2 separate regions of the Homo sapiens genome follow, and region 1 is linked to region 2. Evidence: read pairs that join two places in POLR2A ChIA-PET (ENCODE). Cell type or tissue: B cell. All regions are shown on one strand. Each heading gives the region's core, and the rest is flanking DNA. Links, peaks and the distances in the headings are about the cores only.

The links. ChIA-PET counts read pairs that join two places held together with the same protein. Peaks named below come from ENCODE experiments on the same cell type or tissue, not always from the same donor. Only the 100,000 strongest peaks of a DNase experiment are listed, where the experiment ranks them.
Region 1: POLR2A ChIA-PET joins it to region 2 with 8 read pairs; 2 of 35 experiments call an interaction of 5 or more read pairs at or near these places.

The regions. Positions count from the first base shown.
Region 1 is chr1:155,790,876-155,799,146 of GRCh38, reverse strand. It overlaps GON4L (gon-4 like), which reads left to right. Exons shown (of 32, transcript NM_001282860.2): 12 at 3,996-4,097. Among named protein-coding and RNA genes, the nearest start is that of GON4L, 62 kb to the left of the region's middle. In B cell, for the core only: no CTCF peak of the experiment used is centred there; no DNase peak of the experiment used is centred there.
Region 2 is chr1:155,965,482-155,973,813 of GRCh38, reverse strand. It overlaps ARHGEF2 (Rho/Rac guanine nucleotide exchange factor 2), which reads left to right. Exons shown (of 22, transcript NM_001162383.2): 2 at 4,514-4,658; 3 at 6,927-6,994; 4 at 7,335-7,398; 5 at 8,054-8,183. Among named protein-coding and RNA genes, the nearest start is that of ARHGEF2, 8.9 kb to the left of the region's middle. RefSeq lists enhancers at 2,979-3,028, 3,039-3,218, 3,269-3,368 and a silencer at 5,486-5,717. In B cell, for the core only: no CTCF peak of the experiment used is centred there; DNase peaks (open chromatin) are centred at 3,073 and 5,964; H3K4me3 peaks cover 1,677 bases; H3K27ac peaks cover 8,000 bases.

The sequences.
Region 1 (8,271 bases), core at 272-8,271, 170 kb after region 2:
GTATTTTTGTATGTGCCTATTCGGACAGATTTTTAAAAGAGCACACAAAGCCAATGATTAGGATGGGTGTGGCCTCCAGATCTACCAGTTGAGTTAAAAGACAATACAGGAGGGGTATATCAGCTGGGTAAATACTGACATTGTTAATAAGTCAAAAAAGTGATTAAGCTCAGAGGACATATTCCACAATCAGGGTACTAAAAGCTAAGCAGAACTCAGAAGAATCCCCCTAAATGATTTTTCAGCATCTTTGTTAAATGAGTGCTCTGAGAATAATATTCGCTGACCCATTTGTGTGGTGTGGGCAGAACTATCTATTGCAGTTCTTGCATCCAAACAGATGGAGTCCAAACCTGTGCACACTACTCATTATTATGGGCTCTTCCAGAACTTTCGTTATTCAGCAATGTTTGTTAAGAACTTTTTGATCAGGCGCAGTGTCTCTCACACTTCTAATCCCTGCGCTTTGGGAGGCTGAGGCAGGCAGATCATGAGGTCGGGAGATCGAGACCATCCTGGCTAACACAGTGAAACCCCGTCTCTACTAAAAAAAAAAAAAAAAAAAAAAAATTAGCCTGACGTGGTGGCGGGTGCCTGTAGTCCCAGCTACTTGGGAGGCTGAGGCAGGAGAATGGCGTGAACCCGGGAGGCAGAGCTTGCAGCGAGCCGAGATCGCCCCTCTGTGCTCCAGCCTGGGCGACAGAGTGAGACTCCATCTCAAAAAAAAAAAAAAAAAAAGAACTTGCTGTGAAGAGACTTATATAGAAAGTACTATAGAGATTATGAATTATGAAGACAGTATTCTATTCCTAAAGAAATAAAGAATCTGTACTGATAAGTTAAACCCACAAATAGATGAAAAAGATTTGATAATTAGTTATGTGTAAAGAATGCAAATTAATATATTATAAGCTGAGTATAAATGTTGAGTAAAGAATTATCAAGTTAGATTAGGGTTTAATCAGCACAGATTTTTCAGTGATTGTGAATTTTAAATGTGTGTCTGTATAAGTATATATATATTTATATATATTTATATTTATATAAAAAATATATATTTGTTTTTGAGACAGGGTCTCACTCTGTCACCCTCGCTGGAGTGCAGTGGCGTGATCATGACTCACTGCAGCCTCAAACTCCTGGGCTCAAGCAGTCCTTCCAGCTCAGCCTTCTGAGTAGCTGGGACTATAGGCACACACCACGACACTTGGCTAATTTTTAAAAAGTCATTTGTAGAGATTGGTTCCCACTGTGTTGCCCAGGATATATATATGTGTTTTTTTTTTTTTTTCTTGTTAGATGGAGTCTCACTCTCGCCCAGGCTGGAGTGCAGTGGCATGATCCCAGCTCACTGCAACCTCTGTCTCCTGGGTTCAAGTGATTCTCCTGCCTCAGCCTCCCAAGTAGCTGGAATTACAGGCACGCACCATTACTCTTGGCTAATTTTTGTATTTTTGGTAGAGACGGGAGGGGGGGGGTCTCACCATGTTGGCCAGGCTGGTCTCGAACCCCTGACCTCAAGTGATCTTCCCACCTCGGCCTCCCAAAGTTCTGGGATTACAGGCGTGAGCCACCATGCTTGGCCCCAGGCTGTATATGTCTGTTTATAACAAAAGATGTTTATTTATGGCCAGGCACGGTATCCAGTCTGGGCAACAAGAGCGAAACTCCCTCTCGAAAAAAAAAAAAGATGCTCATTTATTATGAAAAGTTAAAACATTATGGAAGAGGCGCCAGACTCTGTGGCTCACGCCTGTAATCCCAGCACTTTTTAGGGGCCGAGGCAGGTGGATCACCTGAGGTCAGGAGTTTGAGACCAGCCTGACCAACATGGTGAAACGCCGTCTCTACTAAAAATATAAAAATTAGCTGGGCATGGTGGTGCACATCTGTAGTCCCAGCTACTCGGGATGCTGAGGCAGGAGAATCGCTTGAACCCAGCAGGTGGAGGTTGCAGTGAGCTGAGATCGAGCCACTGCACTCCAGCCTGGGCGACAGAGCGAGACTCCACCTTAAAAAAAGAAAGAAAAAAAAAATATTGTGGGAGGGTACACAGAGAAATCTTTGTTAATAGTTTTATGTGTTTCTTTCTAGATACTCTGTGGGTGTTCAGTCAAGCATGTATTTATCTCAAACAAGAATTTTTTTCCACAAAAAGAATCATACTATACATATTGGTCTTCATCTGCAACTTGCTTCTTTCACTTAGCAGTATAACATATATTTTTCCATTATAATACATAGAGATCACCTCTTCTATTTAATGGATACATGATAGTAAGAAATTTAGGTATTCTCTTTTTGGTCTTTTTTTTTTTAAATCAGTTCCTCAGTCACACTAGCTGCATTTCTCAAGTCACATGTGGCTAATGGCTACTGTATGATACAATACAATACATGTATAGATCATTTCCATCATCACAGAAAGTTCTGTTAGACAACACTGATCTAAAATTATCTGGAGAAAAATATTACCTTAATATATAATAATTCCATAATTTAATGACTCCTTCATAATTTTTACTTAGTAATTGAAAAGACAGTTTAGCATTAACATTAAAGAAAATTAGGCTGGGCCCTGTGGTTCACTCCTGTAATCCTAGCACTTTCGGAGGCCAATGCAGGCGGATCACCTGAGGTCAGGAGTTCGAGACCAGCTTGGCCAACATGGTGAAACCTTGTCTCTACTAAAAATAGAAAAATTAGCCGGGCGTGGTGGTGGGCATCTGTAATCTCAGTTACTTGGTAGGCTGAGGCAGGAGAATTGCTTGAAGCTGGGAGGCAGAGTTTGCAGTGAGCCAAGATCATGCCACTGCACTCCAACCTGGGTGACAAAGTGAGACTCCATGTCAAAAAAAAAAAAGAAAAAAGAAAATTAAAAGGGAGAAGAACATCCATATTTCTATTATTCTAACCTAACAAATGTTTATTATTTTTGTATATTTTTAGTTATTTATGATTCTTATTGTAAGGATATAATTTTTCATGCTTATGATTATTATGTATATATTGTACTTTTGTCATACATGTATTGAACTTTTATAGAATGGTTACATATTCACATTTTATATGTGTACGTGTTGAGTATCCCCTTCATCCAAAATGCTCAGGACCGGAAGTATTTTGGATTTCAGATTTTTTCAGATATTAGAATATATGTATTATTATACTTAACAGATAAGCATACTAAATTTGAAAATTTGAAATCTGGGCAGGGTGCAATGGCTCACACTGTAATCTCAGCACTTTGGGAGGCCGAGGCATTCAGATCGCTTGAGCCCAGGAGTTCAAGACCAGTCTGGGCAACATACCAAAACCCTGTCTCTACTAAAAATACAAAAATTAGTTGGGCATGGTGGCATGTGCCTAATCCCAGCTACTTGGGAGGCTGAGGTGTGACAATCGCCTGATCCTGGGCAGTCAAGGCTGCAGTGAGCCATGATCGTGCCACTGCACTTCAGCCTGGGTGACAGAGTGAGACCCTGTCTCAAAAAAAAGGAAAAAGAAAATTTGAAATCTGAAATGCTCCAATGGCTATTCCCTTTGAGAGTCATGTTTGCACTCACAGAGTTTCAGATTTTGGAGTTTTGGATTTGGAATGCTCAACCTGTACTATTTTATACTAAGAAATTATAATTATATAGTCATTCTCTAATTGTTGGGAATTTGGGCCACTCCTTTTTTCACTGTCAGCTTCACTGTACAAGTAGCTTTTACAGAAAGTATTATTTTCATGGAATATACTACACAAAATTAGCTGGGTGTGGTGGCGTATGCCTGTGGTCCCAGCTACTCAGGAGGCTAAGGTGGGAGGATCACTTGAGCCCGGGAGGTGGAGGTTGCAGTGAGCTGAGGCTGTACCACTGCACTCCAGCCTGGGCGACAGAGTGAGACCCTGTCTCAAAAAAATAAAGAATAAATGTGCTTTATTGGAACAGATTCTTAGAAGTTTGAGAACAGAGTTAATGAGCATCTGAAACACTTTTTTTTCCTAGATGAAGCAGATGATGATGATGATCCAGAATATAATTTCCTGGAAGACCTCGATGAACCAGACACAGAGGATTTCCGGACTGACCGGGCAGTGAGAATCACCAGTGAGTCTGTGTTTATTCTAAGTCCTGCTCTTGACTGCTTTGCAGCTGTCTTTGTTTACTTTGTAGATTTTTAGGGGTGAAGTTTGCAGCTCATCCATGTTAAGACATTTAGGTTTCCTTTACCCATTTATTGATCTGATTCTTTAAATTTAGGTACATATTCAGAAAGCCCATCAGTTATTCATTTGTATATCCCACAGTCGTGTATTCAGTCCTTACTGTTTGGCAGGGATTGTGCAAGATGAATAAGACATGGCATCTGTGCTGTAGGAGTTCAGCCTAGTAGGGTGATAGAAACAGAAAAAGTTACAATACAAAGTGATAAATGCTGTAACAGGTTTTACATAAGGTATAATAATGACCTAAAAGAGAGTGTCATCTCCTAGTGTATGATATGGACTAGGATAGGAGAACTTAGGAAAGAATTTGCAGAATGAAATGGCTTTTTATCTTAGTTTTGAAGGAGGAATAAGAAATTTGGTGAATAGGGACAGAGAGGAATATTGCAAATAGAAGAGCATCTGCAAACCACAGAATTGTAAAACATCAAAAAAGTATGTTTGGAAAATACTAAGTACTTTGGTGGTGGTGTATGAGTGAAAAGACAGAGAAGTGGTAGATAAGATTAGGTAGTGTTTACATCATGGAGGATTTTTAAGCTCTCAAAATGAGGTTTAAGGGCGGGCATGGTGGCTCACGCCTGTAATCCCAGCACTTTGGGAGGTGGAGGCAGGCAGATCACCTGAGGTTAGGAGTTCAAGACCAGCCTGGCCAACATGGCGAAACCCTGTCTCTACTAAAAATACAAAAATTAGCCAGGCGTGGTAGTAGGCACCTGTAATCCCAGCTACTCCGGAGGCTGAGGCAGAAAAATTGCTTGAACTCAGGCGGGAGAGGTTGCAGTGAGCCGAGATCACGCCAATGCACTCCAGCCTGGGCGACAGAGCAAGGCTCCGCCTGAAAAAAAAAAGAGGTTTAAGCAGTAAATCAGTAGGAACTGATTTGGATTTTAGAAAGATCACTTTGATTTAATACCAGTTTAATGTATTAATTTGTTAGGTAAAGTGAACAAGACTGGAGGTATGGAAAACAATTATGATAACTTAGCTTGAGTTATTTCTATAAAAAATTATATCATTGAGCTAGGAGTGGTGGCTTACACCTGTAATCCCAGCACTTTGGGAGGCTGGGGCAGGAAGATTGCTTGAGCTTAGGAGTTCGAGACCGGCATAGGCAACATAGAGAAACTTTGTCTGTACTAAAAATTTAAGAAATTAGCCTAATGTATTGGCACGTACCTGTAGTCCTAGCTACTCAGGAGGCTGAGGCAGGAGGATTGCTTCAGCCCAGGAGGTCAAGGATTCAGCAAACTATGATAGTGCCACTGCACTCCAGCCTTGGTGGCAGAGGGAGATCCTGACTCAAAAAAAAATTATATCATTGGCTAGTGTGTCAAGCATAGAAAACATACATTTCATCCTGAAGAAATTCTACCTATGGGGAGAAAGAAAAATAAAAAATATATTTCATAAGCCATTGATTTTTATTGCATGTATGCATGACCCTGTACTGGAATAATATACACGACATGGAGAAGGTAAGATGCTGGCTCTTGACCAGGTTATGCAGAGAGCTTTATAAACATCCAAGATATACCTAATTAATGCAGTTCTTTGTGTAAAGAGAATTATGTAAATACAATCCTTTAGAACTTACATTTTATTTTATTGCTTTATTGTGCCTTTCACCTTGCTTTTAAGATTAGAATACCATTTCCTTTGTGAAGATCTTTCATTTATTTTGATATACTATGACAGGGATAGTGGAAGCATTGAAAGGAAAGCACCAGGAATTAGAGAAAATGTAGAATGAAAAGGTTTGAGGATTTAGGCTTTGAGAAAACTGAAAGGAGAATCTAGGAAGGTACAAGAAAAACCTAGAAAATCTAGTGTCGTAGAAACCAAAGGAAGAGTCTTTTGGCTGGGGCACAGTGGCTCATGGCTATAATCCCGGCACTTGGGAGGCTGAGGCAGAGGCAGAAGGATCGCATGAGCCCAGGAGTTCAAGACCAGCCTGGGCAAGATAGTGAGACATTGTCTCTACAAAAACATTTTAAAAATAAAATGAAAATTAGTTGTCGTGGTGCATGCCCGTAGTCCCAGCTACTTGGGAAGCTGAGGTGGGAGGATCACTTGAGCCCAGGAGGTGGAGGCTGTAGCGAGCAGAGATCCCAACACTGTACTCCAGCCTGGGTCAGAGCAAGACCCTGTTTCAAAAAAAGAGTCTTTCAAGAAGGACAGAATGGTCAACAGTAAAGAAACAAGTAAAGAAACATCTGCTTAAAGCACAAAAGCAGATCTTAAGTTCAGCTATCATCCTGGAATATATTTGCCTTCCCTTTTTGATTGTTACTTTCTTCAGTTTACGTATAATTTCTCAGGGAGATCCTCCTTCGTTAGGATTGATCTTCTTGCTTTGCATTCCCGTACCACTCTTTTTGTCCTTTTATATACTGATCACCTCATAATTGCTTATTTAATATCTGTCTTCTCCCCTAGACTGTGAACTTCTCAAGAGCTTTGTTTTGTTTATTGCTGTAAAGCTGGTGGCAATATTTGCCAGTCGAATAGAGATGGGTAAATGAAGGGCAGTCTTTCTAGTCATACAGTTCTGTAATGATAGTGAAAGCTGGAGTAGAATTTTTAATTTTTTTTTCTGCCTCTTGTCCTCTTGTGTCTCATTGTCATATTTGATTATAATCTCTTTAAAAGGACTTATCCTTATATGGATAACTAAAATAAAAAAATTAAAAAGCATAGAATCACAGAGTTTGAAAAGCTCCATGTGGTCACATGTTTTTTGCCCGCTTGAGAATTTGTTTACACCTCCTCTGAGGTGGCCTTTTTAGTCCTGTTTGTATACCTTCAGTGACAGGGAGCTCAACAATTCTGCAGATAGTGTATTGTAAACTTGAACACCTCCTCAATTAATACTTTCCTTATTGAACCCAAATCTGAATGCAAATTCAGATACTTTCCTTATTGAACCCAAATTTGAATGCAAAGCAGGAAGATCAATCCTTTTATATTCCTCCTATTTGTCTTTATGTTATGTTATGTTATGTGATGTTATGTTATGTTATGTTATGTTATGTTATGTTATGTTATGTTATGTTATTTTTGAGATGGAGTTTCGCTGTTGTCGCCCAGGCTGGAGTGCAATGGTGCAATCTCAGCTCACTGCAAACTCTGCCTCCTGGGTTCAAGCGATTCTCCTGCCTCAGCCTCCAGAATAGCTGGGATTACAGGTGCCCGCCACCACGCCCAGCTAATTTTTGTATTTTTAGTAGAGACGGGGTTTCACCAGGTTGGCCAGGCTGGTCTTGAACTCTTGACCTCAGGTGATCCACCTGCCTCGGCTTCCCAAAGTGTTGGGATTACAGTCATGAGCCGCACTGTGCCCGGCCTCCTATTTGTCTTTTGTTGTTAAGAAAAAAAAAAGCAATTTATTCCCAAGTGTACATATTAAAAGATGTTTCTTAAGTTTTTTTTTTTTTTTCCCTATGCAAAACATAGGAAAGTTTCAAGTTTCTTCTGCCAGGTTTCTTCTTCTCCAAAGCCTTGGTGTCCAGACCTCTCACCATGCACATTACTCTTCTCTGGATTCTAGCATTTATTTTCTTTAAACTTTTCCCCTGTTACATCTTATTATGAAATTTAAAAATATATATAGAAAAATTGAAAAATTATACAGCTAACATTCATATACTCACCACCTACTTTTTTTTGAGACGAAGTCTCACTCTTGTTCCCCAGGCTAGAGTGCAATGGTGTGATCTCGGCTCACTGCAGCCTCCGCCTCCCAGGTTCAAGCGGTTCTCCTGCCTCAGCCTCCTGAGTAGCTGGGATTACAGGCGCCTGCCACCATGCCCGGCTACTTTTTGTATTTTTAGTAGAGAAGAGGTTTCACCATGTTGGCCAGGCTCATCTCGAACTCCTGACCTCAGGTGATCTGCCCGCCTCAGCCTCCCAAAGTGCTGGGATTACAAGCGCGAGCCACTGCGCCCAGCCTCACCACCTACTTTCTATAGTTTGTTGGTTTTTTTTTGAGAAGGAGTCTCGCTCTGTCTCCAGGCTGGAGTGCCGTGGCGCCATCTCAGCTCACTGCAACCTCC
Region 2 (8,332 bases), core at 58-8,057:
AGAGATCCACAATGCCCTCTGCCATTGCTCCCATCTTTCTTTCTTTTTTCTTTTCTTTTTTTTTTTTTGAGACAGAGTCTCGCTCTGTCACCCAGGCTGGAGTGCAGTGGCATGATCTTGGCTCACTGCAACCTCCACCTCCTGCGTTCAAGCAATTCTCCTGCCTCAGCCTCCTGAGTAGTTGGGATTACAGGTGCCCACCACCATACCCGGCCAATTTTTGTATTTTTAGTAGAGATGGGGTTTTGCCATGTTGGCCAGGCTGGTCTCAAACTCCTGATCTCAAGTGATCTGCCCGCCTCGGCCTCTCAAAGTGTTAGGATTATAGGCATGAGCCACTGCGCTCGGCCTGGCCCTGTCTTTCTTTCCCAAAAGTGACTGAGATCTGGGATGACAGTGGAAGGAAGTTTGGGGTTGGTCTTCTGACTTCCAGAGGAAACCCTCAGGGTCTAAACTCAAAGGAAATAGGAGAGAATGGCTTAGAGCCCTTCAGGAGGAGGGAGAAAAGAGAAACAAGAAGAGACAGAAGGTTCTAAAGCTCTGATAAGGAAGGAAGAGGGTTTCCAGAATAGGGGCCAGGGTGCTACTGAGACCCCATGTCTTGGTGTCCATACATCCTTCCTTGCTTCTTTGCTTCCTTCCTTTTCTTTCATTTTGAGACATGTATTGGGTGCCTATTGTATACCAGGTATTGTGCTAAGGGCTTTCATATTCTTTATTTATCCTTGATGTAGCAGTAGTGTGGATGAAGGTGTGTAGCAAGAAGAACTTCCCATGGGATTTGTGAGAAAGAGACAGAATGACTCTAGGTCTGAGCGTGGTGGCTCACACCTATAATTCTAGCACTTTGGGGAGGCTGGGGCAGGAGGATCACTTGATCCTAGGAGTTCGAGACCAGCCTGGGCAACATAGCAAGACGCTGTCTCTACAAAAAAAATTTAAAAATTAGGTGAGCATCATGATGCATGCCTGTGGTCCCAGCTATTTGGAGGGCTGAGGTGGAAGGATCACTTGAGCCCGGGAGGTCAAGGCTGCGGTGAGCCATGATCATGCCAATGTACTCCAGTCCAGGCAACAGAGTGAGACCCTGTCTCAAAAAAAAAAAGAAAAAAAAAAGTATCTAGATGCTGGAGAGCAAAGGACTGAACCAAGCAGGAAGGGCCTCTGAGCACTGGGGTGGGTGTTATGGATTGTGGAGTAATGGGCCCTTTTTCTTGGTGCATAGGTTGGGTCTTGGAGGTAAAGGGCTGTCCTACTTGGGCGTGGGTAAATGGGAGACCAATGTGATTATCTTAAGAATACCTGGAAAAGAGTAGGACAAAGAACCAAACAAGCCCACTCACTCCACCTCTGGAGCAGGCACCCCTGGTAAGCAGGCCCTATGTCCTTCCATCCTCAGAAGCCTGAGCCCTGGGGCGGGCACAGGCAACCTCCGGGACAATAGCACTAGGCAGTGCCAGGGTCGCTTGCTGCTGGGCAGTGCCCATGCTGGGATGTGCTGCTGCTGTGGCTGCTGCCCGCTGCTGGCCCACCTAGAGCAGGGGTCACTTCGAGAGAGGGTGAGTGTTGGGAGGTGGAGGAGGCAGGGCCCAGAGTACCAGGGCTGTCTGTGGAGCATTGATGCCAGAGAGAGGAAGGGCCACTAGAGACCCTGTTCTCTGGCTGCCCCAGTCTTCTCCCTCCCTTTGCCACTCCATCTGAGCTGGTCAGACAGATGAGTGTTTGTGGATGCCACAGGGGGAGGGTGGAGGGCAAAGGACAGAGGTCAGGTGTGGAAGAGAGTACTCGTAGCAGCACTGGGGCAGAGCTGCAGCACTGCCCATTCTGGAGTGACCCTGGTCCAGCCATGTTGTTTTTTTTAATACTATTTTCAGCTTGCTTGCTTTTACTTATGTGTGTATATATATATATGTATATATTTTTTTTTTTTATAGAGATGGGTCTCGCTGTGTTGCTCAGGTTGTTCTCAAACTCCTGGCCTCAAGCGATCCTCCCACCTCAGCCCCGCAAAGTGCTGGGATTACAGGTGTGAGCCACCTCACCGGCCTCTTGCTTTTAATTCAAATGTAATACATGCTCAAACTTTTGGTTTGAGTTATATAGAAGGCTGGGAGGGCAGGAGAGGAGGAGAAAAGGGAGAGTATATGGCAGTGGGAAGAGATTTTTGGACTTGGTGTTTGAGGTCCTGTGAGGTTATTATTCAAAGGTGAATTTGAACTTCTTTTTTTTTTTTTGAGACATAGTCTCACTCTGTGGCCCAGGCTGGAGTGCAGTGGCCCAATCTCAACCCACCACAACCTCCAACCTCCCCGGTTCAAGCAATTCTCCTGCCTCAGCCTCCCAAGTAGCTGGGATTACAGGTGCCTGCCACTACGCCCAGCTAATTTTTTGTATTTTTAGTAGAGATGGGGTTTCACCATGTTGGTCAGGCTGGTCTCGAACTCCTGACCTCAGGTAATCCACCCGCCTCGACCTCCCAAAGTGCTGGGATTGCAGGTGTGAGCCACTGCACCCAGCCTGAATTTGAACTTCTAAAGAGGTATAATTTGGTGCAAGATAGGTGGAGGTTAGACCAAAGGGAGCATTTTCTAGTGGTCCGGGTAGGTAGGTGCCAGAATAGAAAAAAGGAGGCCAGAACATTTTAGAGGTTTGAGTTAGAGGCTAGAGGCAGCTCAGCTTCCTGAATAAGCCTAGGTAGAGGAGCAGTTGGCCTGCGTGAGGAGGAGGGGAGGAGAGGCTGTGGGCGGGAGAGGAGAACAGTGGCGGAGAAGCAAGGCTGAGAAAGGGAAGGCAGAGCGGGAGGAGCCTAGGAGGGAGACCCTGAGAAGAGAAGGGAGGACATAGAGAGAGCAGGAGACAGGAGGAGGATGCGAAAAATGGATGATTGGGGATGGGGAGGATGCATGAGGGGAGAAGGGATTGACCCCAAGACCTCTGGGCTCTGGACATCATCAGGCAAACCTGGAGCTTGGGAAGAGAGGCAGGAAAGAGAAGGATCTTGGGCCCAGGCACTGCAGCCCCATGCCCTCTGTCCCTGCACTGTTGACTCAGCCCCTCCACACTTCCCCTTTCTTTCTACCATTTTCTGCCCCAAGCACCAGGCCCGTGCATCTCTTCCCCTCCTCCACCTCTCAGCTGCTGGCGTGGCCTCGTGGCCTCGGCTGAGTCAGTACTGGTCTCCTAGAGTCCGGGCTGAGTGCTTCCCGCTGAACTGTAATCCTCTGTCCCCAGTCCAGGTCCTCTGACTTGGGGCTTCTACCCTCAGCCATCTGGATCCTGATTTTTGATTTCTGAGAGCCTGGGAAACCTTGGAGGGAGTGGTCTTCTCAGCTTCTAGTCCTGCTCCAAGAGCGGAGGGAAAATCCAGAGATCAGAGTCACAACTAAGGAAGGTCCTAGAATAGTGGGAAGAGTGATATCCCCCTCTTCTCACCTTCTCAGGCTTTTTGGGAATCACAGGGGCTTGAAGAGGGACAGATTGGAGGTCAGGGAGAATGACTTGACTTGCAGAGGCAGGGGCACTGGGGGAAATGGGAGACAGCAGAGATGGAAAATGCGGCTCAGAGGCTCCGAGGAAGGTGTGCGCCATCTGCGGAGATCAACACTGAAGGATGGAGGGTAGATGTCAGAAAGGACTTCCTAGGATGGGAGAGACCAGTTGGGTAAGGAGCAATAGAGGAAACTCTCCTAGGTTTTAACTCTGGAAAGTAGTATGAGAGGGATAAAAGTTAGACTGCAGGAGAGATTTTCCGCTGGAAGCAACCAAGATGGCTGGCTGAGCTTCCTTACTTAAAGATCCCAGAGTGGAAGAGTGACCCAAAGGCAGCTAGCTGCCTTTGCCTCAAGGTTAGTAGGGGACATGCTGCCTCCCAGACAGGCCCTGTGTGCCGTGGCTGAGGGTTGGTGAAAAGAGTTAGAGGTCTGGGATCCTGACCCCTGGGTTGGGGGTGGCAGGGGAGGCATTCTGCCCCCTTCAGCCAATCTAATAAGGGGATCTCCTGCCCCCCCCACTGTGACTGCCACAGAGACAGCAGATCCAACACTGGTTGTCATGGTTATAAGAGGAGCTAACTCCCATAGATTGGAAAGCGCTGGTGAGCTGGCACCCTCCGCTTCGCCTGCTCTCCCCTCCTCTCTGCGCATCTTCCCCCTAGCACAGAGAAGAGAGTACAGCAGCTCGGGGGTGAGCAGAGCTAGGGCTGGGAAGGTGGAGTGAGGACGCAGAGACCTAGAGCCAGGGAGATGAGTGGCAACAGGAGGCAGCCCAGCCGTAGGGGCCAGGTAGGTCAGGGACCCAGAACCCATCCGGGCTGGCTGCCCCAGAGCCTGGCCTGGTCACTCCCGGACAGCTGCCTCTGACACCCAGTTGCAGGCTCTGCTTTAGGAACTGGTGTCTTTCCAGCATCCTCAGGCTGGCATTTTTTCCTTGCCTCTGCCCCCAGCCTGTCTCTCTGGACTCCAGGCACCCTGGCATTTTCCAGCCTCACTTCCTCTCCCTCTCATCCCTTCCACAGACCCGGGAAAAGGAGAAGATGAAGGAAGCCAAGGATGCCCGCTATACCAATGGGCACCTCTTCACCACCATTTCAGTTTCAGGCATGACCATGTGCTATGCCTGTAACAAGAGCATCACAGCCAAGGAAGCCCTCATCTGCCCAAGTAAGTTGTTTGGACCCTGAGAGTCACCCAGACTCGGTGCCCACTGACCCTGATCTTTTCATCTGTTTTTTCTGCCTGGATCCATGAGGGTCACTCTTCTCTCTGATCCCCAGCTGGGCCCAAATGCCAGGGCCAGTTGCTTGATCCCTTGCTCCCTGTCCTCACTCTGAGGGGTGGTGGCTGTTGGAATATGGCATAAGCCGGACTATCTGGGAATGTGGGGGAGGGGAGGCTGTGCTGGCTCCTCTTGCAGCTGTCATCCACCAGGCACCCCCCTTGCTCCCCGAACAGCTGCTAAGGGTTAGGGGAACTGATTGGAGAAGGAGCAGGAATGTTGTATGTGTGGAGGGGGTGGGGTGGGGGGTGACAGAGGAACTGGGTGGAAAGCTGCCAGCCTTGCAGCTGGCTCTGCCTGTCTTCCTGCGCAGAGCTGGGCATTCAGGACTTCACAGTCCCCTTGCCCCTTTCTTTCTATTGACTATGGGTGGAGCCTGAAATCTCTGCTGTTTCAAGCAGAAGATGTGATTAGGACCCTTCATCTCAAATTTCTAGTGAGAAAGAGGGAATGTAGCAGGGATGTGTGTGTTGAGGGGCAGGGGTTAGAATTCCTGCCCTTCATCCACATCTGAGTGTAGTCCTGTCTTTAGGGAGTATAAGCCAGGAATTCTTTCCTTCCCCAGTACACAGAGGGCTCCTGCTGCCCCCTCTCCCTCAATTCCTCCTGAAGTTATGGCAGAGATGCCTCTGATTAGAGCAGGATTGAAGGTATTGTGACCTGCTACTGAATAGCGGACAAAAGCTCTAGCCTGTAAATCCCTATGAAACTTGGGGAAGGAACCCCCAGAAAGGACCAGTGATGGGCAACCCGCTCGGGTCCCCTTCTACGCTGTGGGAGCTTTGTCATTTTGCTCTTCACAATAAAGCTTGCTACCGCTCAAAAAAAAAAAAAAAAAGAAAGAAAAGAAAACCAGTGAAGCCTCCCTACTTTCCTCACTGTTCAATTTAGAGTTGTGAGGATGAGGAGGGAACCCCAATCTAGATCCCTATAGAGACCTGACAAAATTCCCAATCCGGAAGCTTGTTGCCAGGGGAACAGGGGAGGCGGGCAGCACTATTTTGAGAGCAGGTGGAAAGCGGAGGTTCAATCCAGAGACACTGAGTGTTGGGGGTAGGAGAAGGGAGCTCCAGGGGGGTGGGGGCAGCTGCAACCCCCACTTCTGTCTGCCCCCTCTGCTCCACCCTGTTTGCCTTGTATTTGTGGAAGTGAGCGTGGTGCTGGGTATTGTCTGAAAGAGTTAGCAGAGTTTCCGGTGTTGTTGGATGGGGGAGGGGAAGCTGGAGAGGGCCGGGAGCTGAGGGCATGTCTGGGAAGGGCACGGCCAGGGTCCCAGTGCCTAGGCTCAGCGAATCCTCCTTTCTTCTTCTCTCCTACCCCATGGCAAGGTGGGGTGGAGGATGGCGGAGAAGCAGATGGAGTGTGGGAGCTGTGGATTTGCCTGAGTTGGGGGAACAGGACTCCCTGGGCCTGGAAGGGAGAAGGCCAGGCTTGGTGGGGAGTTGCCTGTCCCTTCTTTACCACTGGAGCCATCAATCAGCCTTGGAGCTGCTGAGGCCCAGCCAGAGTCCAGGGCATGTGGTGCGAGGGAAGGAGCACGGCCTTTGGATTCAGGCCCACCGGAGTGTAAACACCACCTCTCCCACTAGCCGTGTGACCTCTGATGGACGATTTAGCCACTCCAGGACAGGTTCCTCATACATGAAATGAGGATAACTGAACCTCCCTCTACGGGTGGTTAGGATTAAGTAAATGTGGAACATTTACTATTATAAAAGCTCAGGGAATGTAAATTTCCCCTCTGCCCCTAGCCCCCATTCTGGCTGCCTCTGTGCCATCTTCTGTTCTGTGGGAGTCCTCTCTTCCATCTGCCATTCGCAACCACCTTCGTGCTTCTTGAGCTCATCTCTGGCAGCCAGTGACCCCTGCTCCCCTCTGGTCCGCCCTTCAGGCCACCTTGGGGTCAGGATTGCCCATCCCACTTGATTGTTTAATTTCATTCAGCACCTATACCCCCCTCACTTCATTTCCTGCTTGAAGGAAGAGGGAGGTGGGAGGAGAGGGACTGGGGTGTGGTAATGGCCCAGAAGTCGGGGAAGGGGGGAGAGTCCCCGAGGACTGTGTGGCCAGGAGGAGATGGGTGTCTGCATGTGGGTGTGTCCCCTCCTGTACCACCCGGCCCTCCCTTCACCCTCTCTACCCCACCCTCCCAGCCTGCAATGTGACTATCCACAACCGCTGTAAAGACACCCTCGCCAACTGTACCAAGGTCAAGCAGAAGGTGAGACGGCAGGGAGGGCAGAGGGCTGGGGGAGAGGGTAGTGAGTGTGCGGTACCCTCATGCCTTTTCCATTCATTCCCTACCCTGTGTTTCTCACCACCCACCTCCTCACCAAGGGGCAGCCCAGACCCTCAACCCCAGGCCTCGGGCCCCAAGTAGGCCAGGCCTGTTGCTGCAGACATGTCCCCACAGCACTGGGCTCAATCACCCTGATCCCCTTAACCATAGTGCCAGCTTTCTCCTAAGGGGGCCGGCCACCTAGCTCCTGTCCCATGCCTCTGGGGGTGATCCTTGGGTGACAGCCATTCTTGGTATCTCTCTCCTGCTCTCTGTCTCACAGCAACAGAAAGCGGCCCTGCTGAAGAACAACACCGCCTTGCAGTCCGTTTCTCTTCGAAGTAAGAGTGAGTAGTTGGGGAGTGGAGGAGGTCCCCTAAGACCCTGGACCCCAGGCTGCTCAACCCATGGGCTCTGCTGCCCCACTAAGGTTGTTCCCAGGCATAGCACCTTCCTCTTCTTGATTGGAAGCAGATAGTGGGGGCCTAAGGGAGGGTTCGGACTCTTGGACTTAGAGGCAGAAGGGGAGAGAGAGTCCGAATGGGGATGAGGGCTGGGGATGGGTGGTCGCCTGAGCCTGGCCGCAGCCTGCATTTTTATCAGTTATTTACACTGCATTTCGGGAGTGTTGGTAGCAGCTGTCAAGTGTCAATTCAGACAGCTTTGGTGTAACAGAAAGAGCATGGCCCTTAGGTATAAAGAGCAGAGCCTCAGTCCCTGCCTAGCCATTACCCAAGTCACCCTGGACAAGTCTTTTTGTCTTTCTGAGCTCCTGTTTGTTTATAGGCTTATGTCAGGGAGGAGATAAGTAAGAAAAAGCTCTTTGTGAACATTAGAGTATGGCACAAATGTAAGGTGGCATTCTCATTACCATCTTTCTTGACTAGAGGGGCTGAGGTGGAGTGAGAGGATGCCTCATTCCTCATTGAGGAGCCTAGGAGGCCTCAATCCTGGGAAGCACCAGAGTCTGATGTTTGCCTGCTGGGCATCTCTCCCCCACAGCAACCATCCGGGAGCGGCCAAGCTCGGCCATCTACCCCTCCGACAGCTTCCGGCAGTCCCTCCTGGGCTCCCGCCGTGGCCGCTCCTCCTTGTCTTTAGCCAAGAGTGTTTCTACCACCAACATTGCTGGGTGAGCCTCTGTTTGGGGAAAGGGGCAGCCAGAGAGTGTGGCAGTGGAGGCCAAGGGGGTGCTGAGAGGTCCCTTTCCATCCCTGAGTTCAGAACTGTAGACAGACAAATAAGGAGAACTTAGGGGGACCGCCTCTTGGATCCTGGCTT